2 separate regions of the Mus musculus genome follow, and region 2 is linked to region 1. The links are chromatin loops, found by intact Hi-C in ENCODE. Cell type or tissue: left cerebral cortex. All regions are shown on one strand. Links, peaks and the distances in the headings refer to the core of each region. The heading gives the core; the rest is flanking DNA.

Evidence for each region. Hi-C counts contacts between places; a loop is a spot of excess contacts. Peaks named below come from ENCODE experiments on the same cell type or tissue, not always from the same donor. Only the 100,000 strongest peaks of a DNase experiment are listed, where the experiment ranks them.
Region 2: a loop joins it to region 1, with 2.0 times the contacts of the local background. A loop is called at or near these places in 3 of 42 quality-filtered maps.

What each region holds. Positions count from the first base shown.
Region 1 is chr10:25,134,784-25,144,551 of GRCm38, reverse strand. The region is part of intron 3 of Gm36313 (a long non-coding RNA gene); the gene reads left to right. Among named protein-coding and RNA genes, the nearest start is that of Gm36313, 14 kb to the left of the region's middle. In left cerebral cortex, for the core only: no CTCF peak of the experiment used is centred there; a DNase peak (open chromatin) is centred at 4,210; H3K27ac peaks cover 875 bases.
Region 2 is chr10:24,956,530-24,966,297 of GRCm38, reverse strand. Gm36228 (a long non-coding RNA gene) reads left to right here and starts at 6,358. Exons shown (of 5, transcript XR_871528.3): 1 at 6,358-6,765; 2 at 8,548-8,650. In left cerebral cortex, for the core only: a CTCF peak has its summit at 5,033 (motif pointing left); DNase peaks (open chromatin) are centred at 4,178 and 4,951.

The sequences.
Region 1 (9,768 bases), core at 2,048-7,047:
TGCTACTTAAAGCATTATACCTTACCATATCTATTCAACAAATATACATTGAATCCCTCTACTGTGCTAAGCCCTAACATGGAGATTAGACAGAAGAGTTAATAAATTATAACAATTAGTGATAAGTCCTTTAGAAGTGGGCACAGGCCAAGAAAGAATGACAGTCTAAAGTCTAGAACTGGCAAAACTGAAAGAGAGCAGTGTATACAGAGAGGGGAGTAGTTATACTATAGGACCTCACAGCCTGAAGCACAAGCAGGCATGGTCTGAGACCTGCTGAGGTCCGGCAGCATTGTGGATGTCCCTTTGGGAATTGATGGATGATTATCCTGGAGATGAGGTGACAGATGTGGTGAGAATTGTTTGTCATCTTGAGGCCTTTGATTATGGAAAGGAAAGGGGAGTCAGGTACCAAAATGTGTACTTTTACACACTGGATAGCCCCAGTGTGATGATAAAGGAGGCAGTGATGTGTTAGAATAGCGGCTCACGTCTGAACACAACAAACCAGGCCAAAGCAGTTCTACATGTTAAGAGGTTTATTGGGAGAGAGAGGGGCAAGGAAGGTGGTGGCAGAAAGAGAAGGGGGAAAAGAGAGAGAGAGGGAGAGGGAGAGGGAGAGGGAGAGGGAGAGGGAGAGAGAGAGAGAGAGAGAGAGAGAGAATTCCTCTTATATATATGGATGGTGACGTGGTCACAGGTAAAGATGGGAGGTGAGTCCAATGGATTCTGGGAATATGGTAGCCGTTATCTTGGCAACAAGTATGTAGGTCGCACAGTTGCCTATGTGATGTCACTGGTTTCTGAGGTCCTGATGCCAACAGACAGAATCTCTGGAGAGTATGAGAGTAAGGTAGTATGAACCCTTTCTTCACACAATAGCTCCCAGAGTCTCCCCCAACCTCTGTTTTGAGACAAGGTCTTGCTGTGTAGCCCAAGCCAGACTGGAACTCACTATGGAGTCCAAGCTGATCGTAAACCACAGCAATCCTTCTGCCTGAGCCATTTGACCACGAAATACAGTTTCTTCTTCTTTTGCAAACATGGGAGTAAAGGTCCTCTAAGCGCTCGAGTCTGCTGGCATCCTGAACTCGATTGCCAGAGCCGTGAGAAATGTTTATTGTTTAAACCTTCCTTTTCATGGCAGTTTCAGCTAAAACTAAGGTGGAAATGAAATTGGTTGTCTTTTCTTTATTTCTGTTCTTAATAGGAAAAGAAGCAGAATGGAGAAGTTAAAGACAGGAGAGAGAGAGAATTCTGAAAAATTTTATCTATCCGTCCATCCATTCATTCGTGCACTGGGCGATAGAACCAGAAGTCTCCCACATTCTAGGCCAGTGCTCTGTCATGGCTATAGCGGCACCCACCCCCATTTTAATGTTAATGTAGGATCTTGCTATGTTACCACGGCTTTCTTTGAGCTCCTTCTGTAGTCTAGGCAAAACCTATAATCCCCAGGCTTTAGACATTTGACTAGCTGCGTTTAGAGGCCTGAACCATGAGACATGGACATTTGTGTTAAAATGTAAATATAAACATTCAGAAGCAAAACACAGAGGATTTTTTTTTTTAGTTTTAAAATATTCATTTATTTAGTGCCTGGGTTTGTGTGCATGTGCTTGCGGCAGTGTGCACACGTGGAGGTCAGAGGATAACCTGCAGGCCTTAGCTCAATCTTCCCTGTATGGAGCGCCTTTAAGAGCTCCACCAACATGTGTAGCAGAGGACGGCCTTGTTGCACATCAGTGGGAGGAGAGGCCCTCGGCCCTGTGAAGGCTCAATGCCCCAGTGTAGGGGAATGCCAGGGCAGGGGAGCAAGAGTGGGTGGGTTGGTGAGCAGGGGGTAGGGGTAGGGGATAGGAGGGTTTCAGAGGAGAAACCAGGAAAGGGGACAACATTTGAAATGTAAATAAAATATCTAATGGAAAAAAAAAAGAGCACTTTGAAATTTCTGCTTGATGATGTGAGCGGTGAGGCTGAGCTGTGGGAAGACAGGAGAGGAAGGAAGAAGCAGCATGTTTGAATGACCTCATCATACCCCGCCACACAGTTGTTCAGAGATGACCCAGAAGACACAAGAGGCAAGTCCAGGAATTAGCTCAACAGCTCAGTGAAGTAACAGGGCGTATGTTAATTGGAAGGGATTGGTATCAGCCCAGGACCCCCCAAGACCAAGTTCTAACCACAAAGGAGATTTCTTTGCTCAACAAGGACAAAAGGGTAGGGATAAGAGGCAAGGACAGAGATAGAGGATGAGGGATAAGGCAAAGGGACCAAGGGATAGGAGGAAGGGGTATTTGTCCCAAAGGAGGACAAAGATGGCCTGGTAAAGGGGGAAATCTCATGTCGGGATGAGGTGTTTCATTGTGCATGCTATTTAGATGAGCCAAAGAGGGCTGAACTTTAAGACTTTGATGGCTGGACCTTGGTAGTCAGCCTCTGGAGGAGGAAGTGGCCAAATAAGAGAATAGACCTTGGGAGAGAGCTTTAGGAAAGTCATCTAACAATTTGTAGCAAGGCAGAGGGAACGGGGTGAAGGGCTAGGCCTGCCAGAGCCCTGCTGACCATGTTGGAGCTGGACAGAGTCCAGTCCCAAATTAACTAGTGTGCCAGAAATGCATGTAAGTAGATAAAGACAAAGAAATGCAATAATTGTAACTGTTACTTAAACTATCCTTAGGAAGCTTCACTAGTAAAGATCAAATAGTTCATAGAATAGTCCCAAAGAAGTAGGTTAGACATGTAGGTGGCCCCAGTAGAGAACCTGGGAGGGGTGGAATGGTCTGGAGTGTGCAATATCATCAACAAATGTAGAAGAGATAGAAAATAAAAGGGTTTTTCTAGGGCTACTTTGACTATCAAGGGATTACAATGTTATAATTCTTTTTTTTAAAGCTTTGTGTACTATTTTTTATTGATTTATTTTATGTATATGAGTACACTGTAGTTGTCTTCAGACACACCAGAAGAGGGTGTTAGTCAGATCACATTGCAGATGGTTGTGAGCCACCATTTGATTGCTGGGAATTGAATTCAGGACCTTTGAAAGAGCAACCAGTGCTCTTAACCACTGAGCCATCTCTCCAGCCCCAGTGTTATAATTCTTATGTAACATTTGGTGAAAGCTGCCTAGCTGTCTAATAACATATGCCTGTATATATGAATATATTTGTATACACACAGGTCTGATATAAACATACACATATGTAAATGTACACATCTCATGTGTATCAGATTCATGATTATTTATTGAACTTGGTTTGAGCACAGACTCAATAGGGCTAGAAAGAACACAGAACTGACAGGACACCAGTGGCAGAGGGGGTTGGATTCTCTGCATATGGAAGCTTGTCCGAACCTTCTGTTTATTCTTAGGTGTATTTGAAATTCTCTGTAGTAAAAGGTTAAGCAAACAAGACCCAAACAGCAGCTCTTTATATAACTTCAGTCAACCTACCGATGCAACTTTGTGTCTCAGTGAGCACTAGACCACACGATGCACATGGGAACAAATGTGCATTGTCGTCTAGGGAGGAGGTCCAAAACTCTAATTAGATTCCTAGTGGTTTATTTTGCTAAAGTGTGTGGAAAGAACAGTTGGGGTAAGTAGCCTGTTAACTTCTAGCCAACCTTCCTTGAGGATTATTTCTTGCAACTGATGTTGATAATGAAAATTGGAAAACACAGATTTTAAGCTCATAATCCCTTGGAAAGACCTTGAAACACAAAGGAGATTTGCCAACCCACAAGGGTTCTTGACATTATTGTAGCAAAATAACCAGAGCTGCAGAATCTAAGACCTTTTGAGGAAACGGAGTTGGGGGGATTGAAGGTTGCAAGAGAAGCCATGAGAATTGTTGTAATATGCTGTAAATTTATTAAACAACATAATTGGACAAAACGTTAAAGAAAGGACGTGAAAGGGACGTGCTAAGTGCGTAATAATGAGCCTCATACAATTAATTTCCATTTAGCTTCTGCTCTGGAAAAACTTACTCAGCAGTCCCCTTTGAGCTCCTTTCAAATACATTTTGTTCTGCGGCTCACAAAAGGCTAAGAGGCTCCCCCAATTTCACTGCCTCAGGCTCAGCAGCTCGCCTCAGGCCCCGCCCACGACCCGCCCCTCCCCCACCCCCCTCCACCCGCTCTGCTCACCCTGCAGGTCTCAGGCCCAACCCTCCCTCCACTGTCTTCTCACATGCTTGCCTCTGGCCCGGCTCCCAGTCTTCCCCTCCCCTGCTCCCACCGCCTCCAGCTCACCAGTGCACTGGCCCCAATCTTGGCTCAAGTGCTGAAGATCTTTCAAATGTTGTCCCCGGAAGTTATTGACTCCCACCTCCAAGCCCATAATGTTCCAGAATCAAAGAGAAGGGAAGCATTTCTTCAAAAATATTTCTCTGCCCTCTGCAAGAAAGGCCTCTGGTCTGTGATTTCTTTTCTCAACGTCCAATAACACATGTGACTGAATTAGAAAATGGCTAGGGTCATGGCTCAACTGGTAGAACTTTGTGAGGCATGAAGCCCTCGGTTTGGTCCTAGCACCACAAAACTGGGTACAGTGGCAAATGCATAGAAGTAATCTCAGCAATCAGGAGGGGAGGCAGGGGGCTCAAGAGTTCACTCTTTGTTACATAGTAATTTGGTAGCCAAGCTAGGCTGCATGAGACCATGTCTCAAAAAGAAAGCAAAAAACTAACACAAACAGGAAAGTGGTCAACTTCTCCCTCCCTCATTTTGTCTCCATTCCTTCAATGAGCAAATGGCTTTTAATTAATAATTAAAGATCTCAAGATACAGCAAGGTGGTATTGGTGATGATCAACAGTGATTGCTGTAGACACTGTCTTAAGTTCATGTTAATTCATCATTGGAACAAATATCAATCTTAGAAATGGGTAAAAGAGACAGGCATCTTTCAAAGACATTGCAACATCAATTTTTCTGTGACCTCGAAAATTTTAGAACTCGGTTGGTGCAGAAAAGTTGATGGAGAGATTTGTATAACTTTGGAAATTGGCAGTTCAGTTCCAATTCACAGATTAGTAGCAACAGCTTGATCCACGACACACAAACATTTCACCGCTAACACCAGTGGTCCAGTTCAGTAGAGGTGGGAGAGCAAAGACGACCCTGCAACAGTGGCACGACCTAGCACAGATAGCTAGGCCTCAGCCTCAGCTTGAGTCAGCAAAAGGGACCAGGAGGAATGACAGGAGAAGTTCTCCCTTGTGCCTCTCTCAGCAAGTGAAGATCAGCGAAGACATATGAGACCAACAAGCATTGCACAGCTAGCTCTCTCTATATAAGCAAGCCTAGCTCAGTCTCATTCACTATCTGTGGAGTCCTTTTTGCACCCTCCAAACATCACTCCATGGGTCTTGCCTCAACACAGTCATCTGTTTCAGCTGACATCACTCTGCCAATTAGCCCGAGTCTGCAGAATGGGTAAGAAACCGCAGAACACCACCAGAAGTTTTTTGGTGTTTCTCTCTATGGAGTACTGACAAATGCAGCTCAACTATGCAATGTAAGCCAGACCAATACATGCATGTTGTTAGCAAAGAATCCCTTATCACATGGTCTTAGCCTTTCACCTATGTCCATTTCAAGAAAACACTCCTTAATGTGTTTTCCCTAGCAAAACACCATCCAATACAACGGACTTTCCAAAGAACCCTTAAGTTTCCACTTCAGATTTGTGTCAAGACACTGAAAATACTTATTATGTAGAGAGTTAGTAAAGGACTGGGTGTGCATGCGTGCATGCATGAGTGCATGAGTGCGTGTATGCATGCAAGAGAGTGTGTGTGTGTTTCTATATTGATAATTTGAAAAGATGTGGTCCACTGCTGTTTTGGACATTAACCAATTTTGCTCCTCTCCCAGTAATTGCATCCTAACATTGATTTACTAAATTATCTGTTAATGCCTAGCTTCTCAAATGCTCTTTGGACCACTTTAAGCATCTTACTATTATATCATTAATTAATCAGCTAAATTAAACTCTTGATACATGTTCTTTTTATTATTATTATTGGATATTTTCTTTATTTACATTTCAAATGTTATCCCCGGTATCCCTCCCTCCAGGAAACACCCTATCACATCCTCCCTTCCCCTGTTTCTATGAGGTGTTCCTCCACCCACCCACCCTCTCCCACCTCCCTGCCCTCAGTTCCCCTACACTGGGTCATCTATTGAGCCTTCATAGGAGCAAGGACCTCTCCTTCCATTGATGCCTGATAAGTCCATCCTCTCCTACATATGCAGCTGGAGCCAGAGGATTGTACCAGCTTGCATTCCCACCAGCAATAGGAGTTTCTTCTTTCTCCACATCCTCACCAGCATCTGCTGTCACCTGAGGTTTTGATTTTAGTCATTCTCACTGGTGTGAGGTAGAATCTCAGGGTTGTTTTGATTTGCATTTCCCTGATGACTAAGGATGTTGAACATTTCTTTAGTTGCTTCTCGGCCATTCAATATTCCTCAGTTGAGGTTCTCTAGACTCTAACTTCTTGAGTTGTTTGTTTGTTTGTTTTTGTTTTCTGTTTTGTATATATTGAATATTAGCCCTCTATCAGGTATAGGATTGGTAAAGATCTTTCCCCAATCTGTTGGTTGCCTTTTTGTCTTACTGACCGTATCCTTTGCCTTAGAGAAGCTTTGCAATTTTATGAAGTCCCATTTGTCGATTCTTGATCTTACAGCACAAGCCATTGGTGTTCTGTTCAGGAAAATTTCCCCTGTGTCCATACGTTTGAGGTTCTTCCACACTTTCTCCTCTATAAGTTTTAGTGTATCTGGTTTTATATGGAGGCCCTTGATCCGCTTGGACTTGAGCTTTGTACAAGGAGATAAGAATGGATCAGTTCACATTCTTCTACATGCTGACCTCCAGTTGAACCTGCACCATTTGTTAAAAATGCTGTCTTTTTTCCACTGGATGGGTTTAGCTCGTTTGTGACCATATGTGTGTGGGTTAAGTTCTGGGTCTTCAATTCTATTCCATTGATCTTCCTGTCCATCGTTGTACCAGTACCATGCAGTATTTGTTTTTTTTTTTTTTTATCACTATTGCTCTGTAGTACAGCTTGAGGTCAGGGATGGTGATTCCACCAGAGGTTCTTTTATTGTTGAGAATAGTTTTCCCTGGGTTTTTTATTATTCGAAATGAATTTCCAAATTGCTCTTTCTAACTCTAAGAAGAATTGAGTTGTAATTTTGATGAGAATTGCATTGAATCTGTAAATTGCTTTTAGCAAAATGGTCATTTTTACTCTATTAATTCTGCCAATCCATGAGCATGGAAGATCTTTCCATCTTCTGAGATCTCTGATTTCTTTCTTCAGAGACTTGAAGTTCTTGTCATACAGATCTTTCACTTGCTTGGTTAGAGTCACACTAAGGAACATAATTATTATTTGTGGCTATTGTGAAGGGTGCCATTTCCCTAATTTCTTTCTCAGCCTGTTTATCCTTTGTGTAGAGGAAGGCCACTGAATTGTTTGAGTTAATTTTATATCCAGCTGCTTTGTTGAAGTTGTTTATCTGCTTTAGGAGTTCTCTGGTGGAATTTTTGGGGTCACTTAAGTATACGATCATATCATCTGCAATTTGTGATATTTTGACTTCTTCCTTTCCAATTTATATCCCTTTGACCTCCTTTTGTTGTCTGATTGCTATAGCTAGGACTTCAAGTACTATATTGAATAGATAGGGAGCAAGTGGGCAGCCTTGTTTAGTCCCTAGTTTTAGTGGGATTGCCTCAAGTTTCTCTCCATTTAGTTTGATGTTGGCTACTGGTTTGCTGTATATTGCTTTTGGTATGGGCCTTGAATTCCTGATCTTTTCAAGACTTTTAACATGAAGGGATGCTGAATTTTGGCAAGTGCCTTTTCAGCATCTAATGAAATGATCATGAGGTTTTTTTTTTCCCTTTGAGTTTGTTTATGTAGTGGATTACATTGATGTATTTCCGTATATTAAACCATCCCTGCATCACTGGAATGAAGCCTACTTGATTGTGGTGAATAATCATTTTTGAAGTGTTCTTGGATTCGGTTGGCAAGAATTTCATTGAGTATTTTTGTATCAATGTTCATAAGGGAGATTGGTCTGAAGTTCTCTTTCTTCATTTGGCTTTTGTGTGGTTTAGGTATAAGTATAATTGTGGCTTTATAGAATGAATTGGGTAATATACCTTTTGTTTTTATTTTGTTGAATAGTTTGAAGAGTATTGGTCTTCTTTAAAGGCCTGATAGAATTCTCTAAACCCATCTGATCCTGGGCTTTTTTTTTTTTTTTGGTTTGGAGACTATTAATGACTGCTTCTATTTCTTTCAGAGTCATGGGACAGTTTAAATAGTATATCTGATCCTGTTTTAACTTTGGCAACTTGCATATGTCTAGAAAACTGTCCATTTCACCAGATTTTCCAATTAAGTTGAGTATAAACTTTTGTAGTAGGATCTGATGATTTTTTGAATTTCCACAGTTTCTGTTGTTACCTCTCCCTTTTCATTTCTGATTTTATTAATTTGGATACTGTCTCTGGTTAGTCTGGCTAAGGGTTTATCTATCTTGTAGATTTTCTCAAAGAATCAGCTCTTGGTTTTGTTGATTCTTTGTATACTTCTTTTTGTTTCTATTTGGTTGATTTCAGCCCTGAGTTTGATTTTCTCCGGCTCCCTACTCCTTTTGGGTATATTTGCTTCTTTTTGTTCTAGAGCTTTCAGGTGTGCTGTTAAGCTACTATTGCAAGCTCTCTGCAGTTTCTTTTTGGAGGCACTTAGAGCTATGAGTTTTCCTTTTACCACTACTTTCATTGTATCCTATAAGTTTTGGTATGATGTGTCTTCATTTTCATTAAATTCTAAAAAGTCTCTAATTTCTTTCTTTATTTCTTCCTTGACCAAGTTATCATTGAGTAGACCTTTGTTCACTTTCCACGTGTATGTGTGTTTTCCATTGTTTTTGCTGGAAATTAAGACCAGCCTTTGTCTGTTGTGATCTGATAGGGTACATAGAATTATTCCAATCTTCTTGTATCTGTTGAGGCCTATTTTGTGGACAATTATATTGTCAATTTTGGAGAAGGTACCATGAGGTGCTGAGAAGAAAGTATATTCTTTTGCTTTAAGATGAAGTGTTCCATAAATATCTGTTAGATCCATTTGGTTTATAACTTCTGTGAGTTTCAATGTGTCTCTCTTTAGTTTCTGTTTTCATGATCTGTCCATTGCTGAGAATAGGGTGTTGAAGTCTGCCACTATTATTTTGTGGTGTGCATTGTATGCTTTGAGCTTTACTGGAGTTTCTTTTATGAATGTGGGTGCTCTTGCATTTGGAGCATCAATATTCAGAATTGAGAGTTCATCTTGGTAGATTTTTTCCTTTGACAACTATGAAGTGTCCTTCCTTATCCTTTCTGATAACTTTTTGTTAAAAGTTGATTTTATTTGATATTAGAATGGCTACTCCAGCTTGTTTCTTGGAACTATTTGCTTGAAAAATTGTATTCCAACCTTTTACTCTGAGGTAGTGTCTGTCTTTGTCACTGAGGTGAGTTTCCCATATGCAGCAAAATACTGGGTCTTGTTTATGTATCCAGTCGGTTAGTCTATGTCTTTTTAATTAGGGAATTGCGTCCATTGATATTAAGAGATATTAAAGGAAAAGTGATTATTACTCCATGTTATTTTTGTTGTTATAGGTAGCATTATGTTTGTGTGGCTATCTTTTTTTTTTTGGATTTGTTGAAAGATTACTT
Region 2 (9,768 bases), core at 2,810-7,809, 180 kb after region 1:
TAAACCAGTATAAAAAAAAAAAATAGACCATCTGAGACAGCCCTGAGGTGGGTGTCACAGCAGATTCTAGACGTAGCAAGTTGACTGTGGATATGAACCATCACAACCCGACAACTCGTCATTGTCTTGCCCGTCCACAGCAGATCGCCTTCATCCACCTGCCACAGAAGTCATCTTCCGTCCCGAGACCCTCTCTGCACAGCAGCCTGAGAAACTCTGCTAAGCACAACCCTGCTGCTTGTCCTGAACAGATGACAGCTCTCTCCTCCCACGCACCATTGCCTTCTTTTGTCTGCTGCTCCATTTGTATTGATTCTCAACTCCCTGTCCCCACCTTTGTACAGCATCCCTTTCAGTTCAGTGTCCTCAAATCACTAATTTGTGCTTTTATTTGGTCTGGACCCGACCAAGGCAAAAATAGATAAATTACCCATGCCATCCTACTATAACCTGGATGTGGATGGGGATAGCTTTAAATCAAGACTTGGTGCTCAGTGGAACATGTAGTCACTGTCCTAAGAGATGGAAATGATTGAGCTAGTAATTACCGTCTCTGATGGTATCAGAACAGTTCGTTCTGTTGTGGTTTTTGGATCTTTGCAGGTTCCAAGTGTGAACTAAATTAGCAACATACAGAAGAACCTTGTGCAGTGCTTGGGGCCCTATAAGGTTCAGTAATATTTGTTTTGTTTAAAAGGAAAAACGAAAGGGTCAGAAGGGGGTTTCTGAAGCAGAGATTTTTTGCTACTGCAGTAGTTCTCAAGCCCGCTGTGCTCTGCAAACCCAATATTACCTCCAATCTGCTATATTGTGATGGAAATTGCACAGCAGAAGGCAGATCTGGACGGCAAAGATATGGGAAATTATTTAACACAGCAAGAGGAGCCCCTGTCGACGGTAGCATCCCTCCTGGTTGTGTCAGCAATCTTTCTCATCAGGAACGCTTTCTACAAGCTTTGCAAAGGCTCAAGGCTGAGTTAGGCACAAAGGTTAGCAGAGGTGTGCTTGCCCAGTGCTCACAAGGCCTGGATTGGATCCCAGAGGACAGTATCGTGGTGTCCAGAGAGAGAGTGAATAGGAAGTGGGGACTTGACTTGTGAATCAGCACAGTACGGAAACAAAGGTGACCAGTCCTGCACTTGATGAAGCTCCTGCTTTTGGCACCTTGTAGATGAAGCAGAATTTTCTGCAGAATTTTAAGTTCAGAGGACTACAAACTGGTTTATCAGCTCTATTTAGGAAGCTCTGAGAAAGGAGATAGTTAAAAAATAATGACTGTGAGTTGTTCCTTGCTGTTTAGAATTCTGCTTTTAATTAACAAAGAATACACTATAAAATCTGTTCTGGGAAGCTGGAGAGATGGCTCAGCGGGTAAGAGCACTGACTGCTCTTCTGAAGGTCCTGAGTTCAAATCCCAGCAACCACATGGTGGCGTACAACCATCTCTAACAAGATCTGACTCCCTCTTCTGGAGTGTCTGAAGACAGCTATAGTGTACTTACATATAATTAATAAATAAATAAATAAATAAATAAATAAATCTTAAAAAAAAAAAAGATCCGTTCTGAGAAAATAATATTATTGAATTTGGCCGGGCGGTGGTGGTGCATGCCTTTAATCTCAGCACTTGGGAGGCAGAGGCAGGCGGATTTCTGAGTTCAAGGCCATATATATATATATATATATATATATATATATATACATATATATAATTGGATTTGATTGCTTGCAGAAGTGTTAAAGACACATAGTTTCAAAATGGACAGAAAATAGTTTTTCTGTAGTCAAATTCATATTTTCCAAACAGTCATAATATGTAGTTTGAGAGCAGCCTTAAGATTTATTTATGTATTTTACGTATATGGGTACTTTGTATGTACATCTGCACACCAGAAGATAGTGTCAGACAGTTAAGTGCTGACTTGTGGATTCCCAGAGTTGAACTCAAGACCTTTGGAGGAGCAATTTGTGCTCTTAACCACTGAGCCATCTCTCCAGACCCCCAAATACACCTTAAATACAGGGTTGCTCTATTAGGACTCTGTGTGGTCCACTTTTCTGAACAGTATTGTTAGCTAAATGTATGGAACCTCTAATGATCACATAAAAATAAATCAAACAAACAAAAAAACAAAAAGAGGTGGAGATTCTCTGGATAGCTTATTAAAAACTGCTTCTGCAGCTACAGAGCACTGGCTGCTCCTTCAGAGGATGATTCCCGGTGCTTTCATTCAGCTTACAACTGTAGCTCCAGTTCCAGAGGCTCCAATGCTCTCTTCTGGCCTTCAAGGGCACTAGGCATGCAAGCGGTACACAGACGTCCATACAGCAAAACACCTCTACACAGACACATACACACAACAAGACAATTCTGCCTAATACGACAAGTTACAGTACGATATTGCACCCTCCGCAGAGCTGAAATGAACACAAGAAAATGAGTATGGCTTTGAACACCCTACGAACGCTAAGTGCACGCTGCATTTAACTGTTCTACATGGCTCTCGCAGAGCAGCCCCCAAGGGTTGGTGAGAATAACTGTAGGGCATGAGTGGGGTGGTCCAGGGAGGCACCAAGAGGAGATGAGTGAAAGCAACAAATCATCCAACAGGACGGGCAGCCGACATTTCAATAAACCAATTAAAACAGAATGTAAGGAGGCTGAGAGAGGCCAAAAGCAAGACAGCCTGAAAACACAGCGGATATTATTATTTGATCTGTGTAAAGTGCAAACATTATCTGATTTAAAATGGCAATTTCCACATACCAAGTAGGAATATTAGTCCTACTTTAGAGGTAAGAAAATTAGGCTTCAGGGTTTGGGATTTAGACCCAAATCCACCTAGTCCAGCATCCACACAGTGTAATGAAAAAGAGTTAGTAAAGAAAAAAAAATACAAAAATCCTGGTTATTGCGCTGGAAAGATAGCTCATTGGTTAGAGGCTCTTGCTGCTAAACCTGATGACCTGAGTTCAGTCTCCAGGAACTGCATGGAGGAAAGACAGAGAGAACTGACCCCCACAACCTTCTACCTGATATCTACATGCATGCTGTGGCATGCACATACACCACACATAAACACATGCACACATCACACCATACACGCATACCATACCATAAACATATATACATCACAACACACACAGACACCACATCAGACAGACAGACAGACAGACACATACCCCACCATACACACACAGAGCACACATACCACACCACAGCATACCACACCATACACACATACAATACACAAAGTGCGCATATACAACACATCATACCATACACACACTACAAATACCACATGCACACCACACCACACACACACACACATACACACACACACACACACTATCCCTCACATATCGTACCATATACACACCACCCCTCATATACCACACACACACACACACATACACATACATACCACCTCATGCACACACATACATATCATACCAGACAAACATACACACACCATATCATGAACACACATACACACCACACTACACACACATATACAAACATACACCACACCACACACACCACACTACACACACATATACAAACATACACCACATCACACATACAACATACCCACACACATACCACACCATACAGACACACCACCATACAAACACATAGCCCACATCATGCACACACATACACACCACACCACACACACCACACTATACACACACATACACCACAACACACATACAACATACCCACACACATACCACACCATATACACACACACCACATCATGTACACACATACACATCACACTATACAAAGATACACACACACCACATCATGTGTACACATATACACCACACCATACAAACACACACACACACACCACTATACACACATTTAGAATTTAAAAAATAAAAAATAAATTCATCATCCAGTGGACGACTTGACTACAGTAGTGGATTTATCACTGTGGCCCAGTTTCCTCTTGGGCTTTATTTACAGCTTAAGAATTTCTTTCTCTACATAAACACAAATCTTTGTATTGTAAATGCTTAAACTAGGCAAATTTGGAATGATACATGGATGTTTCCATACATTTGTTCATATTCCTAAAACTTTTGCTGGTTTCTTCTTCCTCAAAGCACCTATAAATATCTCTGCAGGAAGAAGTGTTAAGAGCAAGCCTTCCAAGATGCTGTGTGCACTCCGCATAATTCTCGTCCAGATTTAAACTGATTCACCATGGAGATGAATAACCTTTTTAAGGGCATGCTGCACCACTGGTAAAGTTTACTTAATTTATTTTGACAGCTGCCTCTAATTGCTTAATAGCACACATTATATGGATAGTAAAAGGCTTAATAACTTAAGATCTCATTGCTATTTCAGATGGAGTGATAGGCATGTATTTGCCAGGCATGTGTGTGTTTATGTGCATGTAGTGTGTAGTGTAGTATGTGTGTGTGATGACCTCTGGCCTCCACTTGCATGTATACACACAAGCACATGCATATATGCAAACATGCACAAACCCATACAAAATAAACTCTAAATAAACTATAATTCTCTCTCTCTCTCTCTCTCTCTCTCTCTCTCTCTCTCTCTCTCTCTCTCTCTCTCTCTCTCTCTCTCTCTCTCACACACACACACACACACACACACACACACACACACAATTGTTCTAGGACTCGCTAGAGAATCCTCACCAAGCCCAGGCACATCTGTGAAGATGAAGGCCACATTGGTGTGATTGGTGTTTCTATACATTAAGGAGCCAGAAAGTCACTGGCCCACCCTCAGAGGCTGGAGAAGTGTTGGAGTCCCACAACCTGTGAGGGAAACGCCTTTGCTTCTAAATCACTTGTGTGTTGGGGATTTATTCAAAGACACTGCAGTTCTCAGATGTGAACATACTGAGTTATATGAGGAATGTCTTCAGCAAGTAAATATTTCCAATTCTCAGCTGTGAAACAAACAATGACTCAAAGGTAGTGTAGGCTAATGTTAATTTGTGTGCATGGGTCTTTTTGTGGGGCTGTCTTATTATTATATGTTAATCTAGCGCCCTCTTGTGCAGTACATTTTAATAACAAAGTTTGAAGATGTATATACTGTGTTTCCATATCCAGGTACTAGAGGGACATAATCATTAGATAATATTACTTTATCTTCTTTTTTATTATCAACATTGTTCAAACAAAAAGACAAAAGACTGAAGATCACCTGCTGTGAGTTGAGGTGAGAGCAAAGGCCACTTTTCAGAATCAAGACAATTCTCTCTTCAAAAGAAAATATTTCATTCTTGATAAGATGATACAATGACAACAGTCCCCCTTCCCTTTCTTCCCACCAACACCTCCCATATGCCCCACCTCACCACTGCATCAGGCAGAGACCATCACAGAAAACCACTACCAATCAAAGGGCAAAGTTGTGGAGCCCAGTCCTAAGGGATAGATCAAGACATTTCTTAAGGAAATCTAACTCACTCTCAAGAGAAATAGGGAAAGTATTTTTGTAGTGCAATATAATGAATGAGTTTTGGCGGATTCTTGGAATTTTAGGGCAAAAGAAAAATGTGTTGCTCCAGTGAGAGGCAAGAAATGGTTGCACTCCTGGCTCCCTGTGTGCATGGAGGCCAGCTACATTGTGCTTGTGCGAGCATGGCCAGCACCAGCTACATTGTATTGTTAGCTCTTCTTGGGAGTAGAGCACCCAACCTGTGTTTCAATTTCAGGAAATGTGATAAGCTAGCAGGAGTGAGCCCCATATGCAACACCATCCTCTGGGTAGTGACTTCCAGAGGTCACAGCTTCAGGCTTTTCTCTCCATCACTGACACGGCTTGAGTACATTGAAGTCCTGCTGTGCTCCCAGGAACTCGAGAGTGCAATCCTCCATTTTGTTTTGTTTTGAGACGAGGTCTTACTATCTAACTAATCCAAGATACCTTAAACTCTTTTCATCCTGCCTTAGCATCCTAGAATCGCAGGCCACCGCAGCCTGCAGAATGTGGCCTTAACTGGAGACAGGGTCTTTATGGGTGTAGTTAAGTTAAAATGAGGTAATTTGGATGGGCTTCAATCCAGTACTGTTTCTAGAAGGGGGGTGGGGTGGGAAGAGAGCTGAGCTGAGCGTGGCCAAGCATGCCTGCAACCCCAGAGATTGTAGGTGGAAACAGAAAGATGGAGAGTTCAGAGTCACCTGCATGATAGGAAATTCTGTCCCCTCAAATAGGGTAGGGAGATGTGATAGCTGTCCTTGGTTGTCAGCTTAACGAAACTGGGCAGACTTGTGAGGGGTTTTTCTTGATTGGGTCATTTGAGTGTAGAAGATCCACCTTCACCCTGGGCCACACCTTCTGCTGGCAGCCTGTCACACGGGGCATGGTAGAAGGAAGGAAGATTCTGCTCTTTGTCTGCTTTCCCTCCCTCTCACTGGCAAGTTCATTTCTTCACTGCTATGAGGGCCTACTTCTTTGCAATTCCAACATGCACTGAAGAGCACCTGAGACATCCAGCCTTGTGGATTACTGGGTTCTTGGACTTCCCCTTTGTGGGCAGCCACTGTTGGACCAGCTGGACCACAGTCTGAAAGCCGCTCTAATAAGTCACAGGTGCGCATGCGCGCGCCAAAAGTTGCTTCTCTAGAGAACCCTGACTGGATGGCTGGTACAGGGGCATCTGTGATTGGTGTGATTGATGCTTCTATAAACTAAGGAGCCCCCCCAAATCATTGGCACAGCCCAGAAGCTGAGAAGAAGCATTGAATGGTCTCCACAACCTGCAGAAGGTAGAGTTTCTGCCAAGTCTAGTGATTTTTTTTTTTTTTTTTTTTTTTTTTTTGCCTGCAAAACTGTGAGAAGGTGCCTTTCTGCTCTTCCGAGTTTCTCAGTGTGTGACACTAAAGAGGGAAATGGAAATAATGAAGTGTTATTATGAAGGATTTACCAATAAGCTCACTTAAAAAATGCTAAGTTACACAAAAGTACAATTCAGCTGCGGGAGCTTTGTCTCTGTTGGGCTTGGGCGGCTTAAAGAACCCAAACCTGGCTGACAGCCACTAATCAAGCCCTCCCTTATCAGGGAGAGCTTACATTTTGCCAGGCGACTAGGGTGACCCTGGCCGACAGCTGCCCTGGGAAAGGCAGCCGAGGTCAGTCTCTGAGATAATTTCTGCATCATTAATCTCCCCGTTTGTCTAAACAACCGAGCCATGGAATTACTGTCTCCGTAAATCATGTTTAATTGCTCAAAGTGTAACTTGGGACTGCAAAGCTACGTTAAGTTGACAGGGATTTCTGTTCAGGTGGGTTCTCTTCCACACAGAAGCCTGAGCTAGTGGCGGCTATTATTGAAGAGTTTTTTTCCTTTATTTATCTCTAAGTGCTTGGAGTGATTTCTCACTGGGGAGGCATAATAACACTCCAACAGCACTTAGTTAAACAAACACATCACTCTGTCATCCGTGGCACAGTGTTTCCTCACGGCTAGGTAGAACAACAGTTTAGGGTGATCAAAGGACAGTCCCCAAAGACACCCATATGGAAATACTGGGGTGTTTTTGAGAATGGCAGAGTTTTTCTTCGATCTCGGTGCGCTTTGCTTGTGGAACTAGGGTTCCAGAAAAATTGACAATGCCGAAAGCTATCCCAAGCTTGCGGATCTCAGAAGGAGAGCGATCAGAGGGGATGGGAGAGGACAGAAGGTGGAGAAGTAAGATACCAGTGAGCAGCTGATCTGGGGGCTCCTTCAAGGACTTGTGGTAGAAACTAGACAGAGGCTCGGGAAAGGAGGTGAGCTGGTCGGTCCAGTTGGCCCAACCACAAGGTGTCCAGGTGCCCTGCTCAGTTTCAGTCACGTAGTCATCCGCAGCCTCGGGCAGAGGTGCTCATTTAGGACTTGACAGAGAAACTGGAACCAAAACTCTGCCCTGACATTCTTGGCCTCCAGCAAGGACGTTCTCAGTTGGAACTATTGCTCTGGGATCCCTGCCCTACCTGACTAGTTTCTATCTCAACCACTCATCTATATGAAAGCTTTCCAATACACTGTAAAGAATACAGTGTTCTATTATAAAAAATAACTCACTGGAAAAATATTTTTCTAATTATGTCCTAGATATCTAAAATTTGCATGTGTCATACATTGTTTTAAAGGAAACTTTAGTTATTATTACATTTCACCATTAATATTTTGGTTATTTCTTTTTAAGATGAAAGCATTTTTTCCTTGTGAAACTAAAGCAGTATTTCCCCTAATTTTCTTTCTTTTTTGTTTTTTTGTTTTTTTCGAGACAAGGTTTCTCTGTATAGCCCTGGCTGTCCTGGAACTCACTTTGTAAACCAGGCTGGCCTTGAACTCAGAAATCTACCTGCCTCTGCCTCCCAAGTGCTGGGATTAAAGGCGTGTGCCACCATGCCCGGCTTCCCCTAATTTTCTAAAGGGGTTAAGTATAATAATAAACCAGTTTATTTCAAAACATCCTTTCAGTGTCTTAAAAACCATGTATATGTGGCTTGTTCGAAACATAATCTATTTTGAGACTATATTTTGCATCTGGTTATTTCCCCAGGACTCTGATCCAGCCGGGACGCCGACTTACCTAGGAGATTGTGCGCCATGAGGAAAATAATCACAACTCAAGTTCTGAGGTCATCTGTTTCATTCTTCTATTGGTAAGCTTATTTCTTAAATGGAATATAAAGTCTCCATTCTATGTAAATGCCTCAGGCTAGAATGCATTCTGCCTTGTGCGTGTTACTTCAGTATCAGGTGAGATCTCTTTGACAACCTAGAGATGCTAAGAGAGGCCACTGGGGTGGAGCGGCATGTTGATCTCTTCACTGCAACCAGAAACCAGTCTCCGGGCTTACGGTGGCCCCCGCACAGATGCCCTGTTTCCCAGTAGTCACTGATTAAGTATCCTCACAAGTTCATTGGTGGTCTGTATTTTAGCCAGGTGTGAAGTGTTGTTAAGATGGTGCTGACTCGGGACAGTTCACCACTGGGCCCTTTGGGTTGCCCTGAAGTCCAGCCTTTCTCAAAAGTGGGTTAAACCTTTCTCTGTTCTCTATACTCCAAAGCTAAGTGTTAGTTTATTTACTTAGGACCTCAAACAGTGAACGGTGAGGTCTTTCCCCACCCCCACACCATTCCTTCTCGTTGCTATCACTATGGACTTAAGGGTTTTTAGTTCACAGTCTATAAATTTCAGAAGCTAGAGAAATGATTCAGTCTGTAAAGTGCTTGCCACACAAATACAACTTCTTGAATTCTATTCCCAATACCTCTTTGGGATGGGGGAGACCAGGTGAAGTATAATATAATTACAATTCCAGTTACCCAACCTAGTCTATTCTACAGTCTACGAGCACCAAGCCAGTGATGGACTCTACCTCAATAAACAAGTCAAACGGCTCCAGGGGAATGACCTCTGACCTCCACTAGCATGCACACACATGCACATGCAGTTACATGCACACAAACCTGCACAAACAAATAAATTCAATGGGTTTTAATGAACTACAGCCACAGAATATGAGTGTTTGCTCAATGGGCTACTCTTCAAGCAGGTTCCTGATCTCTTTCTATGCAACTCAATGAAATTTTGATTTCTCCTTTTGGTGCACAAGATCTAGATGTTTTTCATGAGACATAGTGCAAAAGACTAAAACCCAAATTCTAAAAGAGGAGATTGTAAATGTGATGCACAGAACTCTAAGAATACATATATGTGTCATAAAAAAACATGAGTTCACACTGATAACTTCCAACTCCCATTTGTCATTACATA